2 separate regions of the Homo sapiens genome follow, and region 2 is linked to region 1. Evidence: read pairs that join two places in POLR2A ChIA-PET (ENCODE). Cell type or tissue: CD4-positive, alpha-beta T cell. All regions are shown on one strand. Each heading gives the region's core, and the rest is flanking DNA. Links, peaks and the distances in the headings are about the cores only.

Region 1 (5,369 bases), core at 197-5,196:
GCAATAGAATAAAGGTTCTTTTGAGATGCTCATCCTTCTAGTAGGATTATTCACAATTAGGAGTAATCCCCACCAGAGAATGCTTCTGAAATGTCTTGCAAACATTTAGATTAACTTGGGAAAATGGCTGATGGCTGAGTTTAAAAAATCAAGGCATAACTTTTTCATTTCTTACCATAGGAGAGATCTGAAAACACATATAATGCACGAACATGTGTGCAAATTATTTTCATCCCCGTGCGTTATTTGTAGTCTGATTATGATTTTTAACACAGACTAAATTAAACTACTGTTCCCGAAACAACGTTTTACTCTGAAAGCAAGAGACACAAAGGTAGATCTGCCGAGAAGACATTTCCTCCTGCCTCAATTTAGCCAAACAGCTGAGTACGTCTTAAAGTCAGCCTTCGATTTCTAACAAGTCAAGCTGTTTGCCAAGACCTCAATCAGATCATAAGAGTGCTTCAGCTACTTCATCATCCTAGAAGGTTGACCAGACAGATCGAAGCTCTGGGGGTGGAGTGGTGAGAGCACCCGCACTAGCAGGTGGGCAGCCATAGGTCCATAGATGAGAGTCATTCATTAGGTGGGGTGTTTTGGGGTCCTGACATTTATGACACAATTAATGTCTATATTACTAAATGTAAATTTTAAAACATTACAAATAATAAATCTACATATAAACTGAATATGTCAGCAATTACAATTATTGTTATTCATCATTATTCTAAGTGTGATCATTATTATTACCACAATTAGAAATAGTGGTTGTGATTGTTGTTGCTGCTGCTGCTGCTGTTGCTGCAGGGATGGTGATAAAAACACCGGGTAAGGCTCTGCTGCCTCCTCCACTTGTGGCATCGGGAGCTGCTGGCTCACTAGTTTGGTGCACACTCTGGACCTCTTTGGTGAAGCTGCAGCTGAAGAGCCTTCAGGCTCTGCTATGGCAGAGAAAGAGCCTGAGTCAAGGCCGAGAGCAGAATCCTGTGAATTTGAAAGTGGCAGGTAGGATGGTCCCGGGGTGCAGTTGATGGTGAAGAGGCACACACCACTTAGTGAATGAGTGGAAGCCTTTGGTGAAAGGCAGAGTTTGTCCATGACACAGATCAGATTCCACTTTGACTGGGGCCAATCAGTGAAACAGACACATCTGCAGAACTGGAAACAGAGGACAAAGATTCAGTTGATGTGTTCCAGAAGCAGACTGGAGTGTCTACTGAGAACACACTCACGGCTTTACCCCAGAACTCTGTTCCTACAGACATTCTCATGTGGAAAACTGCAATATGGTTCCACCACGTCTGATTGGTCCAGTATCCCCTTCTCTATTCTTCACTTTCTCCTTCCTTATTCCTTTACTGTACATAAATTATCAAGTGTAGCTGCACAAGCATATTGATGATTTTGTTTGCTTGCTTGTTTGATTGTACCGAATGGCCACCAGTTTGTGTTGAGTGATTGCCAATGGACACAAGGCGAGGGAAAACACTGATTCTGGGAAAAGACTCCCTTTCTCCACCAGGGGATGCTCACTTACCTCTTATCTCTATGTTCCAGGACTTTAACAACATAACAAACATAATGATCCTTAACGCTTGTTGCAGGGAGAAGAAAAAACCATAATAATCTTTGCATACATTGTTCGATTGGAGAATTTTGTTTTTGAAATATTCCATTGTGAAACTAAGGACAATTTCTTAACTTTCTTAAATGTAGCTGTTACACATAGGGCAAATCTGTCCTCACACAGGACTAAGTGACACTTACAACAACAGAATGAATCCCAGATATGTTCCTCTTCAAATCTGGCCTCTGGTTGTTTAAACATACATCTCGTGTAAAATATATATATTTAAAAATGTGTATAAATAGAAACATGAAGTTCCTCTAGCCACCAAGTAGGTTGGTTGGACTCAAAATGAGGTAGAAGGAGTTTCCATCTGCAGTACATTTGAAGTCCTCCTAGGAACCAGGGAACTGTCCACACCCTCTGAAGCTAGTCCCCTCCTCTTCTGCCTGGGGCAGGGTGCCCTGTGAGATTCCCATGTCCTGGCCCAGGAGGTATATGGAGGGTGGGAGGTTGTCGGTCTCACACCCAGCAGACATCCCTAGCCCAGGACTCTCTGGAAGGTATTACCAGAGTCCCCATAAGCTGCCAGGGTGACACCCTTCCAGAAAAGTTATACAGGTGAATTGTGCTTGGGGCCCAGTCCATGGGTGATACCAAGCCACTTTGCACCCTAGATAGAGGGCAACACCTCTAATGCAACTGCAAACTATAGTAAAGCTTTGTGTGTGTGTGTGTGTGTGTGTGTGCGCGCGCGCGTGCGTGCGTGTGTGTGTGTGACAGAGTCTCACTCTGCTGCCCAGGCTGGAGTGCAGTGGTGTGACCTCAGCTCACTGCAACCTCCACCTCCCAGGTTTAAGCGATTTTCCTGCCTCAACCTCCCGAGTAGCTGGGATTACAGGCACCCACCATGATGTCCAGCTAATTTTTGTATTTTTAGTAGAGATGGGATTTCACCATGTTGGCCAGGCTGGTCTTGAACTCCTGACCTCAGGTGATCCACCCACCTCGGCCTCCCAAAGTGCTGGGATTACGGGCCTGAGCCACCGCACCCAGCCCAAACTACATTAAGGCTCTATCTGCTGACAAAATCTGAGAGCCAGGAAATGGGACGTCCTCTTTATGCTTCAAAGGAAATGAGAACAGGCTAGAAGTGGTTTGTGCATGTGTTCATGACTGCCATTGTCAGGGTGAGTTGAGAAGTGCATGAGCTCAGAAAAGGACTGTGCCACATGACAAGCTGGAGTGGGTGTGACAGGGGAAGACTATAAACAAAATGTGTAAAGTAAAATGGAAGTTCCACTCAGTAAAGAAAACAGAATGAAAAAAGAAACCTGAAAACTCACTTTATTTTAAGAAGAAAAAAATCTATAATCAAACCTTAATTATGCTGTGGATGGCATATCTCTGCTTTCATGCAATGATCGGATGAAACCTGCAAGCTTGTCCAACCCACAGCCCATGGACCACATGGGACCCAGGATGGCTTTCAATGTGGCCCAATACAAATTCATAAACTTCCTTAAAACATTATGAGATTTTTTTTTGCAACTTTTATTTTTAGCTCACTAGGTATTATCAGTATTAGTATATTTTATGTGTGGCCCAAGACAATTCTTCTTCCAACATGGCCCAGGGAAGCCAAAACATTAGATATCCCTGTACTACAGGGTTCTAGAAAAATAAGTGATATGGTTTGGCTCTGTGTCCCTACCCAAGTCTCATCTCGAATTGTAATCCCCACTTGTCAAGGGAAGGACCTGGTGGGAGGTGATTGGATCATGGGGGCATTTTCCCCCATGCTGTTCTCACGATAGTGAGTGAGTTCTCACCAGAGTTGATAGTTTTAAAGTGTGGTGCTTCCTGTCTCTCTCTCTCCTGCTGCCTTGTGAAAAAGGTGCTTGCTTCTCCTTCACCTTCCACCATGATTGTAAGTTTCCTGAGGCCTCCCCAGGAAACAGTTAATTGAACTGTGAGTCAATTAAACTTCTTTTATTTATAAATATCCAGTCTCAGGTAGTATCTTTATAGCCATGTGGAAATGGACTAATAAAAAAATACATAGTGTGTACTCTTGCCACACATATGAAACTCAATTTCCATGAATTACCATGAGAAAAAAACAAATTAACCAGATTGAATCAGGGATGGAACTGATCACTACTGGGATGAAATACACTCAAATAGATTAAAATGTTGCTTGCAGTGTGTGTGTGTGTGTATGTGTGCATGCTTGTGTGTATGTTGGTGTGTGTGTATTTGTGGTGTGTGTGTGTAGTGTGTGCATGCATGTGTGTGTAGTGTGTATATAGTGTGTGTGTTGTTTGTGTGGTGCAGGTGATGTGTATACTCTGGTGTGTGTGCTGTTTGTGGTGTGTCTGCATGTGTGGTGTGTGTGTAGTGTAGGGTTGTGTGCTGTGTGTGTACGTGTGCTGTGTGTGGTGTGCATGCATGCGCATGTGGTGTGTGTAGTGTGTTTGTTGTGTATCTGTGTAGTGTGTGTGGTGTGCATGTGTACTGTGGTGTATGTGGTATGCATGTTTTGTGCATGCATGTGTGTGCTGTGTGCATGTGTGTGTAGTATAAGTATGTAATATATGTGTAGTATATGTATGTCGTGTGTGGTATACGTGTGTGTGGTGTGTGTGTATGTGGGGCGTGTGTGTGTTTTTTTTTTGTGTGTGTGACAGAGTCTAGCCCTGTCACCCAGGTTAGAGTGCAATGGCACGATACTGGCTCACTGCAACCTCTGACTCCCGGGCTCAAACGATTCTCCTGCCTCAGCCTCCCGAGTAGCTGGGATTATAGGCATCCACCACCACACCCAGCTAATTTTTTATTTTTAATAGAGATGGGGTTTTACCATGTTGGCCAGTCTGGTCTTGAACTCCTGACCTCGTGATCCACCCTCCTCGGCCTCCCAAAGTGCTGGGATTACAGGCGTGAGGTGTGTGGTGTTTTTCAGTGTGTAGTGTCTGTGCGTCTGTGTGCACATACGTGTGTGGTGTGTGTGTATGTGTGTGTGGTGTGTGTGGGTGTGTGTGTGTGTGTGGCGTACGTGTGTTTGTGCATGCATGTGTGGTGTGTGTGTATGTGGTGTGTGTGTATGTGTGCATATGTGTGTGATCTGTGGTGCGTTTGTGTGCATATGTGTGTGGTGTGTGTGTGGGGTGTGTGTGGTGTGTGGTTTGTGTGGGGGGTGTGTGTGGGGGTGTGTGTGTGTGTGTGGTGTGTATGGTGTTTGTGTATGTGTAATGTGTGTATATGGTGTTTGTGTATGTGTAAGGTGTGTGCATGTGTGTGCTGTGGTGTGTTTGCCCCTGAGTACCAGAAACGCTTCCTGCTTGAACTAAAGAAAATGCTCTGAGTTTTTTTAAAAAGTACTACTCTATGGAACCCAGAATCCTCCCACCTAGTAGGTGGCTCTTCAACCTCAGGTTTCAGTGTCAGCTCCTTTGAGAGCAGCCACCCAGCAGACCAAGTGCAGTGGGTGGGGAACATGGTGGGGAAGCCAGGGATTTTCTAGAGGGCGAGGCCCTAATTTGGGAGAATTCTGTGAAAGAATACATTCCCACCCACAGCCAGGAGCTAAGTCCTCATTTGGGCTCCAGAGGCAAAGTGATAGCTTCTCACCCCGCTGTTTTCTCCCCCACTCTGAAGGTGATCACCAGGTGGCGGCTGAAGATCAAAGATAAATATCACTAGACAGAACAGGCTGTCTTTTCTTTTTTTTTTAATCATACTTTAAGTTTTAGGGTACATGTGCACAACGTACAGGTTTGTTACATATGTATACATGCGC
Region 2 (5,369 bases), core at 259-5,258, 220 kb after region 1:
GCAGAAGTTGCAGTGAGCCCAGATGGCACCACTGCACCCCAGCCTGGGCAACAGAGCGAAACTCTGTCTCAAAAAAACAAAAACAAAAACTCCTACTTGCAAGAGCACTGCATGCTAGGAAGGAACTAGGGAGGGGCCGTGGCACGGAAACCAGGGAAGCATTGGCTTTAGCTAGGCGGTCGGGAAGGTACCGCTCCTTCATCACGCATGTCACCTTTGTACTTGGCTGTCATCTGTCTCCGCTACTAGACTTCAGCTCCCTGAAAGCAAGGGTCATAGCTGCTTGGTTCCCCATTGTCTCCCCAGAGCCTGGCACAGGAGTGCTCAATAAATATTTGGTGAATGAATGAATGCCAATTTGGGCATCCTCAAGATAGGGAGGTGATTACAGGCTGGGGTTGGGGGTACATTCTTTGGGGAGAATATGTGGAAGGGGAAGAGCAGGAGACCTGGGAAGACCATGGGAGAGGAGCCTTAGAGAGGAAGAGATCTGGGGGCCTGGGAGAGGCTGGGGCCATGGACGCCTCACCTTTTCCTTGTGCCCATACATGCTCCCTGCGGCTTCTAGCTCTTCCTGATGAGCTGGAAAGGGCTCTGAGGACCTATCATTTCCAGCACCAGAGGTCCCTAGAGTCTAGACCCAGGGGACCACCCTGGGACTTAGGGACTCAGATGGAACCTGAACTTCTTCACACCTGAAACCCTTGGCTCCATCTTCCACACCTGAAAACCCCTGGCCCCATCCTTCTCTGCTAGGACTTGGCTCAGGTCTTGGGTGTCAGTTACTCCAGGATGCATCCCTTGACTCCCAGTCTGGGTTAAGAAGCCACCTTCTGGCTTCTACAGCCCCCAGTGCTTCCCTCAGTCACAACCTGGCCACACCAAGTGTCATCCTCTGTCCAGGTATCTGCCTCCTCAGCCTGGGGCTCTCCAGGGCAGTGAGCCTGACTCATCTCTGGACCCAGCACCACCCAGCACAGGGCTAGGCCGGGAGAAGCCTCAGGTGGTGGCAGACAGGCCAGCAGGGACAGTAAGTAATGGCTCTGAGTGCGCTGATTGTTCTGCCTTGACTGGGACACCTGGGGGTGGGAGTGAGAAAGGGTTAAGCTGAGGCCGTAACTACATGAAACATTCAGGTGATCCAAGATGTTGTGGGTCAATAGTAAGAGGGAAGCTGTACCTTAGTGCCCAGAACCAAAAGGTGAGCACAGCTGGCACTCTGAATAGAGCTCCATCCCTCAAGGCCCTTTAATAGGAGAAAAAATCTGGGAACCAAAGGCAGTGCAGGAGGGGAGCAGATTAAGTTCTTTCTCTCTCCTTCCTTCCTTCCTTCTTCCTTTCTCTTTCTTTCTTCCTTTCTTTTCTTTCTTTTTTTTTTTTTTTTTTTTTTTTTTGAGACGGAGTCTCGCTCTGTTGCCCAGGCTGGAGTGCAGTGGCGTGATCTCGGCTCACTGCAACCTCTGCCTCCCAAGTTCAATTGATTCTCCTGCCTCAGCCTCCAGAGAAGCTGGGATTACAAGCGTGTGCCACCATACCCAGCTAATTTTTGTATTTGTAGTAGAGACGGGGTTTCCCCATGTTGGCCAGGCTGGTCTCAAACTCCTGGCCTCAAGTGATTCACCCGCCCTGGCCTCCCACAGTGCCAGGATTACAGGCATGAACCACTGTAAGCGCTTATTTCAAGAATAAAGGGAAGGGCGGGCACAGTGGCTCACACCTGCAATCCCAGTACTTTGGGAGGCCAAGGCGGGAGGATCGCTCAAGACCAGGAGTTCGAGGTTGCAGTGAGCTATGGCACCACTGTACTCCAGCCTGGGCGACAAAGTGAGACCTCATCTCTTAGGACAAAACAAAACAAAACAAAATATAGAACTGAAGAAAGAGTAATGAGGGCGGGAATATTCGGTGGGGCCCCAGTTGGAGCTCTTGTCCTGGCTCTGCCACTATCTGTACAGTCCTGCGCGAGTCGCCACACTTTCCAGCCTCAGGCTCATCTGATACTTGAAGTAGGAAGTGCAGGAGTGGCTACCTGCAAGGGCTGAGGCTGCAGGTCCCGCTGCGGCCACAGGGCAGTGACCTAGAGACGGCCGGGGACAGAGCCAGCGCGGGGGTGGGGAGTCAGGGCCAAGCTCCTGCGCGCATTCAGAGACAGCACCAGGGAGAGGTGGAATGCGTGTGTTTATGTAGGTAGAAAAAGTGCACAGAACAGTGAGGGTGCAGGGAGCAAGGACGTCCTGGCCTGGCCTCCGATTCGCTGGAATTGCAAGGACCCTCCCCCAGTAAGGGGGCTCCCTCAAGGGTGGGAATAGAGTGGAGGCCCGCACGGGAGTTCTTGTCTGTGTGCAATCCACTTTGTGGGCGTGTGGGTTTAGGTCTGGCTGGGCCGTTTCTGAACTTGACCCCTGAGGACTCATAGTACCTTAGGGGCGGGGCTCTCCAGTGGGTGGGGCCTCCCGCTCTGAGAGCAAGGCCTCGGGGTCTGGAGGACCCGGCTTTTCCGGGAGGGCGCGGCCTCCGGGGGAGAGGGCGAGCCGAGCGGGCTGTCAGCCGAAGAGCTTCAGGAAGCAGGGCTGGCAGTAGGGCTTGCCGGCGCGCTCCTGGAAGGACCCCTTGGTGAGCGGGCGCAGGCAGAAGGTGCATGTGAAGTGGTCCGGGTGGAAGCGGCGACCCAGGGCCGACACGCAGCGGCCGGTCACAGGGAGGCCACACGTGGCGCACAGCGAGCCGCGTCGTGCGTGGAAGTGGTTCTCGCACAACGGGCGGCCCTCGTGCTCGAAAAAGCTGCCTCCCGAGAAGGGCGCGAAGCATTCCTGGGGAAGGGAAGCCGCGAAAGAGGACAGACAGGTCAGCGGCCACTGCCAGACAACGCGCGTTACTAGCGGATAACGCCCTGGGACCCCGCAGCCCGCCCTAGACGCGAAGAATCCCGTCCGGTGGGACCCTGCCCGGAAAACTCGCCCCACCCGAGGTTCCTAGCAGCACCTCCCGTGACCCGCCCCCCCGAGGGCCCGCCCCCTGCCCTGCACCCTTGACCCGCCCCTCCAAGGCCCCGCCCCACAGCCCTGTACCCTTGACCCGCCCCTCCAACGCCCCGCCCCGCAGCTCGCACCCTGCAGACGAAACAGTCCGGGTGCCAGAGCGCGCTGAGCGCCGAGATGTAGTTATCCAGGATGGGGCCCTGGCAGCCCTGGCAGCGCGGGGCGAACAGCTGCAGGAAGTCCCGGCGGCAGTAGGGGCGGCCCTCGCGCTCGTGGAAACCTAGGAGAGGGAACCGAGTGGGCTGAAAGCAAAGGGTGCGGGCGGGACGGGGGACCCACAAGACCTGAGATCTGGGGCCGAAGGAGGGGCAGTCCGAGGGAGCCTTGGGGAAGGAGGAGCCGGGTCTATGGCGGGACAGAGCGGGGAGGGCTCGGGTCCGGAGTCTGTGTAGGAGAGGGCAGGGCCAGAAGAGAGCAGAAGGAAAACCATGGCCCTGAGGACTCCGGAGGTCGGAGGGGCTGGGGCGAGACGTCGAGGGGACCCGCAGCTTTTAAGATGGGAGTCGAGTTCACTCTCACCCTCATCTCCGAAGGGCTCCCCGCAACTGACGCAGCAGAAATGCTCTGGGTGCCAGTGAGTGCCCAAGGCGGTCACCATCTTCTGCAGGGAGGGAGAGGGCACTCAGCGCGGCCTCCGTGCCTTCGCGCCTTCCTCTCCCGCGCGGAACCCGGGTGACTGGACTAAGGCATGCGTGGGGGGAGGGGGAGAAGATCTAACTAGGAACGTGGGGGTCAGAAAGGAAGAGTGGAGTCCAAGGGGCCGTGGACATTGCCAAGGGGAAGGGGTAGGGGTGGAGTGGGGTATCGCGGGTGGGGCGGGACCCATGCGGTGGAGGCCCGTCCCACAGCTCTCCTGGTGAGATAGGGCGGGCTCGGTGCGGCCGGGCGGGGCTCACGTGTCGGATGGGCTGGTTGCAGAAGCCACATCTTGGCGAGAAGCGCTCAAAGTAGCACTCGGGGCAGAAGGGGGCTCCATCCTTCTCGAAGAAGCTGCTGCCTCCCAGGGCGGTGGAACAGCCTCCGCAAACGAAGTGCTCGGGGTGCCAGGCGCGGCCCAGAGCCGTCACCACCTGCGAGTGGGAGGTGAGGCGGGTCAGAGCGGCTCTGACAACCACATGCCCAGTGAGGCAAGATTTACGCGGCGTTTTTCGAGTCCTCTCTGAGCGATCAGAATAAAGAATCCAGTGTTCGAGATCACGCAGCCTGTAAGCGATGGAGATCTAGCTCCCGTGTTCCGTCTTCCAGCTGCGCTCCAGGATTGACCTATACATGAGGCACAGCAGGCACAGCGCCTGGAGCCCACAATACATTTAGGGGCCCATAAAAACGTTTTAATTTTTTTAAAATCAAAATACGATCAGGCTGGGTGGCTCGTGCCTCTAATCCTAGCATTTGGGAGGCTGAGGTGGGAGGATTACTTGAGTCCAGGAGTTTGAGACCAGCCTGGGCAACATGGCGAAGCCCCATCTCTACAATAAATAAATAAAATTAGCTGGGCGAGGTGGCGGGCGCCTTTAGTCCCAGCTACTCGGGAGGCTGAGCTGGGAGGATCACTTGAGCCCAGAAGGTCGAGGCTGCAGTGAGCCACAATCGCACCACTGCACTCCAGCTTGGGTCACAAGAGTGAGAATTTGCCTCAAAATAAATAAGAGGGAGGAAGTGAAAAATCCGTTTTTAAAAATTCAGAATAAAAAAATGAACTAGAAGAAAATGCTGTAATACACAATAATAACATACCCATCTTTACACCAACACAGACATAAAAATCTATTTATTTTAATGGACGAAGGGACTCATGAAGATGAAAGTGCCTATGATCCACAAAAGTCACAATGCCACCCTCCTTTGCTGAGATGGGCAATTCTGGGCTGGGAGTCAGGTACTTGATCTAGCAGGGGGCACTAGGTTAACCCCTAGGCACAGCTGTTGTCAATCACATCTGCTCAGTCAATAAAACAAGGACCAGTGAACCCAGTCCAGACTCTGACGGAGGAAGAGAGAGCCTTTGTAGATGCCTGAGAGATATTGGGTGGAGCCACAGAGTGTTTTGTGAAGATCAGATGAGATGAGGGTTTGTAAAGGAGCTGGCACAGTGCCTGGCACACAGTAGGACCACAATAAATGGTAACATGGTTGGAATTTTCACCCTACCACTAACCTGCTGTGTGGTTCAGAGCTTCAGTTTCCTCATCCATAAAACATAAGTAATAATGATACCCACTTCCCAGATTAACTTACTAAAAGGGAACAGCATAAAGCCCAGCTCTCACTAAAGATGGGTCTGTGACAGGTCTCTGCCTCCCTTCTCACAAGGCTCCACTTACTTGCCCA

What was found. Peaks named below come from ENCODE experiments on the same cell type or tissue, not always from the same donor. Only the 100,000 strongest peaks of a DNase experiment are listed, where the experiment ranks them.
Region 2: POLR2A ChIA-PET joins it to region 1 with 13 read pairs; 6 of 35 experiments call an interaction of 5 or more read pairs at or near these places.

Annotation. Positions count from the first base shown.
Region 1 is chr16:31,693,248-31,698,616 of GRCh38, reverse strand. No RefSeq gene overlaps it. Among named protein-coding and RNA genes, the nearest start is that of KRABD5, 17 kb to the left of the region's middle. RefSeq lists an enhancer at 2,585-2,634. In CD4-positive, alpha-beta T cell, for the core only: CTCF peaks have their summits at 1,335 and 1,534 (motif pointing right); a DNase peak (open chromatin) is centred at 2,746.
Region 2 is chr16:31,474,751-31,480,119 of GRCh38, reverse strand. It overlaps TGFB1I1 (transforming growth factor beta 1 induced transcript 1), which reads right to left. Exons shown (of 11, transcript NM_001042454.3): 7 at 5,363-5,369; 8 at 3,935-4,108; 9 at 3,558-3,639; 10 at 3,110-3,258; 11 at 2,162-2,810. The coding sequence ends at 2,544. Among named protein-coding and RNA genes, the nearest start is that of TGFB1I1, 5.3 kb to the right of the region's middle. RefSeq lists a silencer at 2,994-3,083 and enhancers at 2,377-3,109, 3,110-3,841, 3,842-4,574. In CD4-positive, alpha-beta T cell, for the core only: no CTCF peak of the experiment used is centred there; DNase peaks (open chromatin) are centred at 2,479, 3,099, 3,789 and 3,979; H3K4me3 peaks cover 1,706 bases.